Regions from separate parts of the Homo sapiens genome. Here region 1 is linked to region 2. Evidence: chromatin contacts called from ENCODE Hi-C or POLR2A ChIA-PET data. All regions are on one chromosome and are shown on one strand. Each heading gives the region's core, a stretch centred on a gene start or an enhancer-like site at or near the end of the contact. The rest is flanking DNA. Distances are from core to core; before and after follow the strand shown. Region 1 holds the start of SPOCD1 (SPOC domain containing 1). Region 2 holds the start of ADGRB2 (adhesion G protein-coupled receptor B2).

Region 1 (4,890 bases), core at 506-3,005, 52 kb before region 2:
AAAAAAAAAAAAAAAAAAGCCAAACACCACTGTTTCTGCAGTAAAAGTATTTACATAATCATAACATTATAAATGTCATTTGGCTTTCAGTGTTAAGAATCAATCTACAGGTAAACAACGGTAAACTGAATTATCTTTACCGAATAGAATGTAAATGCTATAAACCTCAGCGATACAAAAATAAAAGCTTAGTTCATGGATAACGGCAGAAGCAGGGAGGGGACATCAAGGGAAATTATCCATTTCACACAGAGAAGAGTCAAGAGATACAATATACAGAAGAAACAGACATTTAAGAATAGTATTCAAAGTGATAATAGAAACCAATAGTAAAATTTAAAATATAAATATAAAAAAGAGGGCCAGGCACGGTGGCTAACGCCTGTAATCCCAGCAATTTGGGAGGCTGAGGTGGGTGGAACACGAGGTCAGGAGTTTGAGACCAGCTTGGCCAGCATGGTGAAACCCTGTCTCCACGAAAAATACAAAAATTAGCAGGGCATGGTGGCACGTGCCTGTAGTCCCAGCTACTCGGGAGGGTGAGGTAGGAGAATCACTTGACCCTGGGAGGCAGAGGTTGTAGTGAGCTGAGACTGTGCCACTGCACTCCAGCGTGGGCGACAGAGCGAGACGCTGTTTCAAAAAAAAAAAAAAAATATATATATATATATATATATGAAAAGCGGAAGAGAAAGGGGGAAAGGGTGGTTAATAAAATCACCACAGCAGGAAGTCAACAGATACAACAGACACAGTTAAAATTAATAAATCAAGTAATAGAGGCATGAGTATATTATTTACAGTTATGAAATTTAAAAAATTAACATGATGACAAACATGGTAAAAAACAAAAAACAAAACACAGTTGTTTCCAGGAGTTGGGGTATTGGGAAATGAGAGATAGCTTTAAACTTTTTATTTCTAACCTTCTATTGGAATTGATTCTGCATTTCCATCTACATTAATTATATTTGAGATTTTCTTTTTAAATTAGGCAAGCACTATTCACAATAGCAAAGACATGGAATCAACCTAAATGCCCATCAATGGCAGATTGGCTAAAGAAAATGTGGTACATATACACAATGGAATACTATGCAGCCATAAAAAAGAATGAGATCACGTCCTTTGCAGGAACGTGGATGGAGCTGGAGGCCATTATCCTTAGCAAACTAATGCAGGAACGGAAAAACCAAATATTGCATGTTCTCACTTATAAGTGGGAGCTAAATGGTGAGAACACATGGACAGAAAGAGGTTAACAACAGACACTGGGGCCTGCTTGAGGGTGGAGGGTAGGAGGCAGTAGAAGATAAGAAAAAATAAATATTGGGTACTAGGCTTGATAACTGGGTGACGAAATAATCTGTACAACAACCCCCGTGACACAAGTTTACCTATATTAAAAACCTGCATATGGACCTCTGACCCTAAAATAAAAGTTTAAAAATAAAATAAAATAAAATTAGGCAAAAAATCTAGGTAATTCTGACATTGTCCTACTGGCTCAGGGACTATTGCGGTAGGATCAAGTTAAACTCTCAGGCAGGCAGCCAAGGCCCCTCGCTGCCCCATGCACCCACCTACCTCTGCTTGGGAGCCAGGATTGGCACCTCCTCCAGGAAGCCCTCAGGAGGAAGAGGGCGCCCTCTGCCGGGGCAGGAACGCCAGCACGCCTGGGGAGCAGCCTTTTGCTCATCATCAGGGACTCCGCCCCTATCCCTCAGCAAGGGCCTCCCTCCCCCGCATCACGTGATCTCAGCTCCTTTTCAGCTAGTGGGTGGAACCCCAGGAGGGAAAACTCAGGGAAGCCCAGGTGAGAGCGACGCGACCGATGGGGCCCGGATTTCTTGGATGCTGGGGGACTGTCCCAGTAAGGCTTGGGAACCTGGGTGGGGCGCCTTTCAGAACGGGACCGATGGGAGAGAGACGAGAAGGGTTATGGGCACGAACCCCGTTCAGTATCTGCTCCTTGCGCAGTGTGAGAACTGGGAGAGAGACTCCTGGCCCTTCCACTTCCTGTGCTTCCTTGGGTGAGTGTCTTAACATCTCAGAATCTCAGTGTCCTCACCTGTGGCTGCCAGTATGAAATGAAATAAGCACATAAGTCATAAATAAATGGTATCTTATTAGGTCCCATTTAAGCGAATGTGTGAACTCTCAGAGACAAGAAGACCCTGGAGGCCACTGTAGCTCGGCCCTGTTTGGAGGCAGGCCTCTCCACCCTCACCCAGGACACCAGCTCCTGCTGGGTGCTCCCCTCCCTGGAGTGCTCACCCCTAGGCCTCAGGAGTGGAAGGGTCTGGGAGAGCTGGCTGGAAGAGGGGCTCCTCCCAGTTCCCACTGAACGGGCTGACAGGTCGGACTCTCCAAGACAAAGTCTCCTCTTTCTGTCTCCACACAGGGCCCGTGTTGTGCTTTTGGCCCAGGTAGGTGGACAGACATGTCCCAGGCGGGGGACGTAGAAGGCCCCAGCACAGGAGACCCTGTGCTCAGTCCCCAACACAACTGTGAGCTTTTACAGAACATGGAAGGAGCCAGCTCCATGCCAGGCCTGTCACCAGATGGGCCGGGAGCAAGCTCTGGGCCCGGAGTCAGGGCTGGCAGCAGAAGGAAGATCCCCAGGAAGGAGGCCCTTCGAGGTGGCAGCTCCCGGGCTGCAGGTGCTGCTGAGGTCCGGCCAGGGGTCTTGGAGCTGCTAGCTGTGGTACAGAGCCGGGGCTCGATGCTGGCTCCTGGGCTCCACATGCAGCTGCCCTCGGTGCCTACTCAGGGGAGAGCTCTGACCTCCAAGAGGCTCCAGGTTTCTCTGTGTGACATCTTAGATGACAGTTGCCCCAGGAAACTTTGTAGCAGGTCTGCTGGCCTCCCAGAGAGAGCTCTGGCCTGCAGGGAGAGGCTTGCAGGAGTGGAGGAGGTGAGCTGCCTCAGGCCCAGGGAGGCCAGAGACGGTGGAATGAGTTCTCCAGGGTGTGACAGAAGAAGCCCCACACTCAGCAAAGAGGAGCCCCCTGGAAGGCCCCTGACATCCTCACCAGACCCAGTCCCTGTGAGGGTAAGAAAGAAATGGAGGAGGCAAGGGGCTCATTCAGAGTGTGAGGAAGGGGCTGGTGACTTCCTGTGGCTTGATCAGAGCCCTCGTGGGGACAACCTCCTGTCTGTGGGAGACCCTCCCCAAGTTGCTGACCTGGAGTCCTTGGGAGGCCCTTGCAGACCTCCCTCTCCAAAAGACACTGGGTCTGGGCCTGGAGAGCCAGGTGGAAGTGGGGCAGGATGTGCCTCAGGGACTGAGAAATTTGGATATTTGCCCGCTACAGGGGATGGGCCCCAGCCAGGCAGCCCCTGTGGCCCTGTCGGGTTCCCAGTGCCCAGTGGAGGGGAGTCCCTCAGTTCAGCTGCACAGGCTCCTCCACAGAGCGCAGCACTGTGCCTGGGGGCGTCAGCACAGGCCTCTGCAGAGCAGCAAGAAGCTGTGTGTGTCGTGCGGACTGGCAGCGATGAAGGCCAGGCTCCAGCACAGGACCAGGAGGAGCTGGAGGCCAAGGCTCAGCCAGCTTCCAGGGGAAGGCTGGAGCAAGGACTCGCTGCCCCCGCTGACACCTGTGCCAGCTCCCGGGAGCCCTTGGGCGGCCTCAGCTCCTCCCTGGATACTGAAGCCAGCAGGGCCTGCTCAGGCCCATTCATGGAGCAGAGAAGATCCAAGGGCACTAAGAACCTGAAGAAAGGTCCAGTGCCCTGTGCCCAAGACCGGGGCACAGACAGAAGCTCAGACAACTCCCACCAGGACAGGCCAGAGGAACCCAGCCCAGGAGGCTGCCCCAGACTGGTGAGCTGAGTCTGAGAGTTTGGGATAGGAAGGGCCTGGCCATGTTTCTCAATACCATACTTGGCAGTGGAATTTAATAAAGCTAAGCTAGATGGGCGCTTCATGAACATTCTCACATCCCTATTAACTAAACTGGGTAAAATGAGGCCCACAAACTGGGAAAGAGAAAATAAACTACATTCGCTGAATCCTTGTGAGGGGTCATTATCTTTTGGAGTCAGTGAGTCCTGGGTTCGAATTTTGCCTCTGCCCACTTCCTAGCTGAATGACTGTGGGATGTTTTCTTAACCTCTCTAGGTTTCCTCATTGTAAAAAAAGGATACTAATTGCAGCTTCATGGGGTTGTTTCAAGGATTAAATGAGATTATGGTATAAAATAATGTGCCTAGGCCTGGTGCAGTGGCTCACGCCTGTAATCCCAGCACTTTGGGAGGCAGAGGCAGGCGGATCACGAGGTCAAGAGATCAAGACCATCCTGGCCAACATGGTGAAACCCTGTCTCTACTAAAAATACAAAAATTAGCTGGGCATGGTGGCACATGCCTGTTCCAGCTACTCTGGAGGCTGAGGCAGGAGAATCACTTGAACCTGGGAAGCAGAGGTTGCAGTGAGCTGAGATCGCACCACTGTACTCCAGCCTGGTGACAGAGCAAGACTGTCTAAAACAAACAAACAAACAAAAAAAAGGTGCCTAGCACAGCACAAGGCACAAGGTAAATTGCTTAATTCGTGTTAAATTTGCTTTTCCTTTAGTGTTCACAGTTACCCTGTAAGATAGGCGTTAGCCCCATATAACCAGATGGGGAAACTGAGGCTCGGAGGGTTAATAATATTCTCCAGGCTCACATAGCTGGGGAGTCAGTGACCAGCCATGTTCCCTATATCACCACTTCCCTTTCCTTTGTTCTTTTACTTATAATCATCATCATTTTATTAATAATCATAGCTAACATTTATACACCAAAGGCAGAAGAAGACTCTACTTGTTTTTGGTGTATATTTCTCACATAGTTGGATTTTCATCACATTTATTGAATATGCATGATGTGCTAGATGTTTTTGAT
Region 2 (5,119 bases), core at 1,849-4,348:
TTTTCTCATCTGTTTAAAGGGCAACGAAGCATAGCAGCGGCCAGCCCAGCAGGAGGCAAGGCTGAGGCCAAGCGGGTGAGGCCAGGGCAGCTCCCTTCCTCGACACACCATCCTCTCCTGAGCAGCCCCACCGGCTTAGGCCTTGAGGGCTGTCTGCCTTCCAACTGGGCCATTGATGGTTGTTATTGTTGACAAAAATATTAATTAATTGGTAATAAAATAATTACTTACAAAGGCCCCTTCAGGGACGTAACCCTTGCTAATCCATCTTTTATCTCACTGGATCACAGACTGAGATCATTTATACCATTTCCCAGATAAGGAAACAGAGGCCCAGAAAGCTGAAGGGACTTTCTCAAGGTCATCTAGCATGGCAGGGTGACAGCAAGGCAGTTGCCCTTGTGGAGTGGATCCCCATAATCCCATCAGAGGTTCCAGAGGGGGCCCCAATGGGGCTAAAGGGCTGAAGTGATTGTCCTTGGTCCAGCTTAGGGGGTTCAGAGGGATGTCCCTTTATTCTGCTCAAGCCCTCTGTGCTCAAGCTCTGGCCGGTGCCCCTTCCCATGCCCAGTCTCTGCCCCAGGCTCCCTGGAGGCCCCTCCTGGGGCTAAGGCTTGCTCTTTTCACCCCCGCCTGAGCATCAGAGAAGTAATTTATCTTCAACCAGCTGGATTTGAATATGGAAACGATTTGTAATTACTCCAAGTCCTCCTGGGCGGCATTATTACCAGAGTGAGTCTGGAAGGGCAGGGGCTCCTGGGAAAGGAGGTGGGGAAACCCTGATGCAGAGAGGTGCCTCCAGGGAGAGCCTTCCAGAGGTCAGCCCTAGTCTCGCCTGCTCACTCCTGTACAACCCTGGGGAGGTCCTGCTCTCCCCACACAGCTCCCACAACCCCCTTTGCCTTGCTGACCTCCCCACCTTGCCCCTACTGAGCCCCCGGCTAAGGGACACCATCTCTGTCAGTCCCTCACTCTGTCTACCTATGCTTCCTTGGGCGTACATTTTTGTGGCTGATAGAAGGGATCAAGAAGTCAGAGGGCTAGCGAGGAACAGAGAGACAGACAAAAACGCTGCTGTCGATCTGGGGCCAGTCCCTCCCATCACCTCTCACCCAGCTGCCTCCTGGGGAAGGAGGAGGGGGGGCCTCAGGCATCCAGCTGCATCACATCTGCAAGAGACCTGCCTAGGTTTCTCTGATCTAATATGCTAATGATCATGAATATTCAAAAAGAGGGAAGCAAGCTCCCTGTAGGAGAGGAGGGGGCTGGAGCTTTGGACAGGGTCCTGGAGATTTCTAAGGGGCTTGCATCCTTGTGGGCAACCCATGTCTCCACCATTTTCCCCACTTTTGCCTACCTCCTTGAAGCCCCAGTCTAGCAACCCCATTCCCCCTCCCAGTGCCCATGTAAGGAGGGGGCCCGGATTTCCCACTGCCCTGGGGTGGCTTTCAACATACTTTGCAGCTGGCAAGGCCTGCCTGGCCTGGCTTTCACATAGTAGCTGAGCCTTGAAATCCAGAGATGTCTGACTGTGTTTGAGGGTGCCTAGCAAACCCTAGGAGCCTTGCTTGCCAGTGCTAGGCCCAAGGCACAGGCCTCCTTGGGCATCCGCAGCGAAAGGGAAGGTGCCGGCCCAGCCCTCCTCCCTGCCTCATAAGGCCTCATAAATTCTCTTAAGGTGACAGGTGAGATTCCTTCATCGTCCCTTATTACCTCCTTCCATTAAAGTTGATAATCTCTCACAATCACTCACAACAAATGTCACCGAGGCTGCTGGAGGTGGGAGGGACAGAAGGAGGGAAAAGAGGGCGGTTCTATGCCTCTTCCTGGTACTGCCCCTGGGAAGAGGTAGGCTTTTCTCTTCTTGCCCCATCTTGAGGGTGCCACAACTTAAGGGGCATCAGTGGAGAGGTGGGGTTGGTATTTGCTGAAATGAGGACTTCTTTGCACTGAAAATTTGGCCCTTCCTGGCTAGTGAACCTTCAAAAAGTATGGTCCTGAAACCATCCCACCCTCATCGCAAAGCTGAAACCATCCCACCCTTATTGCAAAGCTGCCCCCTGCTGGTTTCTCCTCTGACCAAAGCCATGGGATTAACCTACTTGTGTTGGCTGCAATGGTGCGTCCCTGGTCGGCCTACCTTACTGATGGCAACATGCCCAGGCCACAAACTGCCTGACCAGAGCCCTGAACCATGGGCATCTCCCTGTGTACCGCCTGAACCATGAGGGCTCAGGCCCCACCCAACTGTTTCTGGGCTTAGTGCCAAGATGGGGAAGGGGTGGGTCTGTACATCTCTGCTGCTTCTACACAAACAGATGCAACATGGGGGCGCCCCTGGCACAGGGAAAGGCACTTGTGGGAATAGACAGGGACTCAGGAAAACATGTAACACACTGCACACGTGTAGCATCCCCGTGCCTAAGGACGTGCAACATTGCAGTTTACAGTATGCATCAAACATGTCACATTGCAGTATACATATGTGGCTGCTACATGAGTTACCCACAGTCCTCAGCACACATGTGGCACCTGTAAGCTTGCATACATATAACATCCCTGCGCACAGGAACAAGCAACATGCATTCAGGACTTGGGCACATGTTAATACACCGTGCATGTGTGTGGCACTTGCATGCACCTACCCAGGCAACATGGCAGTGCACACTTAGGGCACCTGTATGCATATGCAAAGTTCAGCGCACATGACTGGCACCTGCATGCACAGGGACATGCAATATGCAATGCACATGGGAAGGTGAGCAAATGCTTCAGCCTGCAGGGCCCGGGACACCCTGGCGGCGCGACAAGCCTCCGGCATGGGTATAGCTGGAGGGGCGTCGCGGATCGCCTCATTCTGCGGTCCAAGAAGCAGCGGGCTGGGCGGGGGCTTACCCAGGGCTTCTCCCGCGCCGGCGCCTGGGGCCCAAGGCGGGGAGGTGGGGGGCACGATCGGCTCGGCTGGCGCTGTTCCCCCTTTAACAGGAGGCGGCGCGCGTCGCCCCCGCCCCTTCTCCCGCGGCTCCTCGCGCCCGGCCCGGCGCGCGCCCCCTCCCGGGCCCGGCCCGCGCAGGCGCCGCGTCCCGCCTCGGCCGTCACTCGGCCCGGCGCGCGCTGCGGGCAGCGGCCGGAGCGGCCGGAGGAACCGGGTTCGGCGGCAGCGGCGGCGGCGCTCAGAGACCGAAGAGGATGCGGCACCGGCTCTCAGAGCCCGGGGCTGCGGCCGCCGCCCGCAAATAGGAGGCGGCGCGCGGCGCGGGCGGTGCTCGGGGCGGGGGAGCGGGGGAGCGGGGGGCGGCGCGGCAAGGAGGCGGCGGCGGCGGCGGCGGCAGGAGCCCGCGCCCGGCCCGGCGCCGCCCGCCCGCCCGCCCCGCGCTGCTCCGCGGCGCCTTTTCTGCACCCGCCGCCCGGGAGAGCGGGAGCCTCGGCCCTCCGCGCGGCTGCAGCTACCTACCCTGCGCCCGGCCCGGTCCCCGACTTAGGGATGGCAAACTTGCGCCCCGTGGCCGCCCCCGCCAGCGCCGGCCCCCGCTCCTGCTGCTGACGGCGCCCAGGTGAGTGCTCGGCCCCAGACCCCGACCTGGCCTCGCACCGAGCCCTGCCGGCGCGGTCCCGAGTTTCCGCACCGGCCCGGACTCGGGGCGCTCTCCTAACCCGTCTCTGCTGAATTCTCCCCCAGCCCGAACTGAGTTCGTTCAGCGTTCGCCCACCCCCATCTTCTGGGGAACTCCCAAACCTAGGGCCGAGGCCCCCTTAATCGCTGGTGAATCTCTAATCTCGGCCCCCCCCCTCCCCCAGCCTGGACCGACCCTCTTACCCATCTATGCTAAAGTCTCCCCCTCCAGAATTCTGACACAGACCGTGCTTGCTGTCTCGAGTCTTTCCCTATCTCGGCCTGGATCCGGGCAGTGTGCCCCCCACCTTTATTAGAGCCCCCCCATTAACCTGCAGCTCAACTGTGTCTCCCCCTCTATTTCCCGTCACGGTCTGAATGCCGGACCCTGCTCCTCTCCTCCACTTCATCACTGCCCGGAGTCTTTCCTGTCCCCATCCATGTCTGCCCATAGTTTCTACCCTCCCCCGCGCCTGTACCCCGACCATGCTTCTTCTCTATTTCTGCCCCTAGCGCCCCCTCCCCCATATCTATCTGACCGGAGTCCCGCCTTCCCTCGCCAATCTTGCTGCAAGTCCCCTCCCCTCAGCTTGGAATTGGGGCCGTGTCCCCCGTGTCTGCTCCGCGCCCCCTCCCCTCCAGCTGAGATCCCGACTGGACCCGCATCCCTGACTCCCGTGTCCATCTTTGGCCGGAGTCTATCTGTCCATCCCCCATCCCTATCCTCCCACCCCTGGTCATAGAGCTGGGCACCAGACGCACCCTCCCGCAGCCCCAGGGCCGGCATGATCCGGAGGGGGTTGTAGGCTGTGAAGTTGGCGGCCACTCCCGCAGTCAGCTTGGTCCGAGGGCACAGCCGGGGGAAGTCCTCCGCGCCGCGGCCCGTGCAGAGCAGGCGACGGGTCTGTTGCCCGCCGGGGGGAGGGGCGCCCGGGCCGAGAGATGCCGCCTGCCTGCCCGCCTCGCCAGCTGCCGGCCGGGCTCCTGGGCGTCCTCTGGCGCCCCCTGCCCGAAGCCTGGGACCCGCCACCCCTTCTCCCGCGGGCAACCCCGGGTTTCCGCAGCCAGAGCATCAGCGGTGGCTGCAGGACTGACGCTGGGAAATCCCTGGGGAGAGGAGATTGGTGGGCCAGGCCAGGTGCCTCCTCGTGCTAGCCATGCCCAAACACTCCTGGTTGTCAGGCCATATGTTCTGGGGGTGGGATGGGTTGGGGTGGGGTGGAGGGCTCACCCCAGCAGCAAGTCAAGAGTCCTTTGAGCCTTCACGTACAGACCAGCAGGATTGGCCGCGGGCTCCAGGACGCCTGGTTGGGCTTGTTTGTGCTTGGTCAGGTGTTGCCAGAGAGCCTCTACCCCATGGCATTTCCCATGAGGTGAGGGCTGGGGGCAAAGGTGGGCTCTGCCTGGCTTGCGCATGGAGTCGGTTGTGGGGGAATCCACCTGACCCTGGGACAGAGCAAGCACCTGGGGAGTATCCTCTGCACTGCTACTGGGGTGAGGGGCAGT

Evidence for each region. Hi-C counts contacts between places; a loop is a spot of excess contacts on that map. ChIA-PET counts read pairs that join two places held with the same protein, here RNA polymerase II (POLR2A). Pooled maps may share reads with other maps.
Region 1: a loop to region 2 is called in a pooled map, with 2.2 times the contacts of the local background. The contact joins the promoter of SPOCD1 here to the promoter of ADGRB2 in region 2. A Hi-C loop is called at or near these places in 3 of 50 pooled maps. POLR2A ChIA-PET finds 5 or more read pairs at or near these places in 5 of 52 experiments (H1, K562, Panc1 and 2 more).

The regions. Positions count from the first base shown.
Region 1 is chr1:31,812,887-31,817,776 of GRCh38, reverse strand. It overlaps SPOCD1 (SPOC domain containing 1), which reads left to right and starts at 1,755. Exons shown (of 16, transcript NM_144569.7): 1 at 1,755-1,816; 2 at 2,405-3,826. The coding sequence starts at 2,444.
Region 2 is chr1:31,762,319-31,767,437 of GRCh38, reverse strand. It overlaps ADGRB2 (adhesion G protein-coupled receptor B2), which reads left to right and starts at 3,098. Exons shown (of 33, transcript NM_001364857.2): 1 at 3,098-3,554. RefSeq lists a silencer at 4,416-4,685 and an enhancer at 4,627-5,119.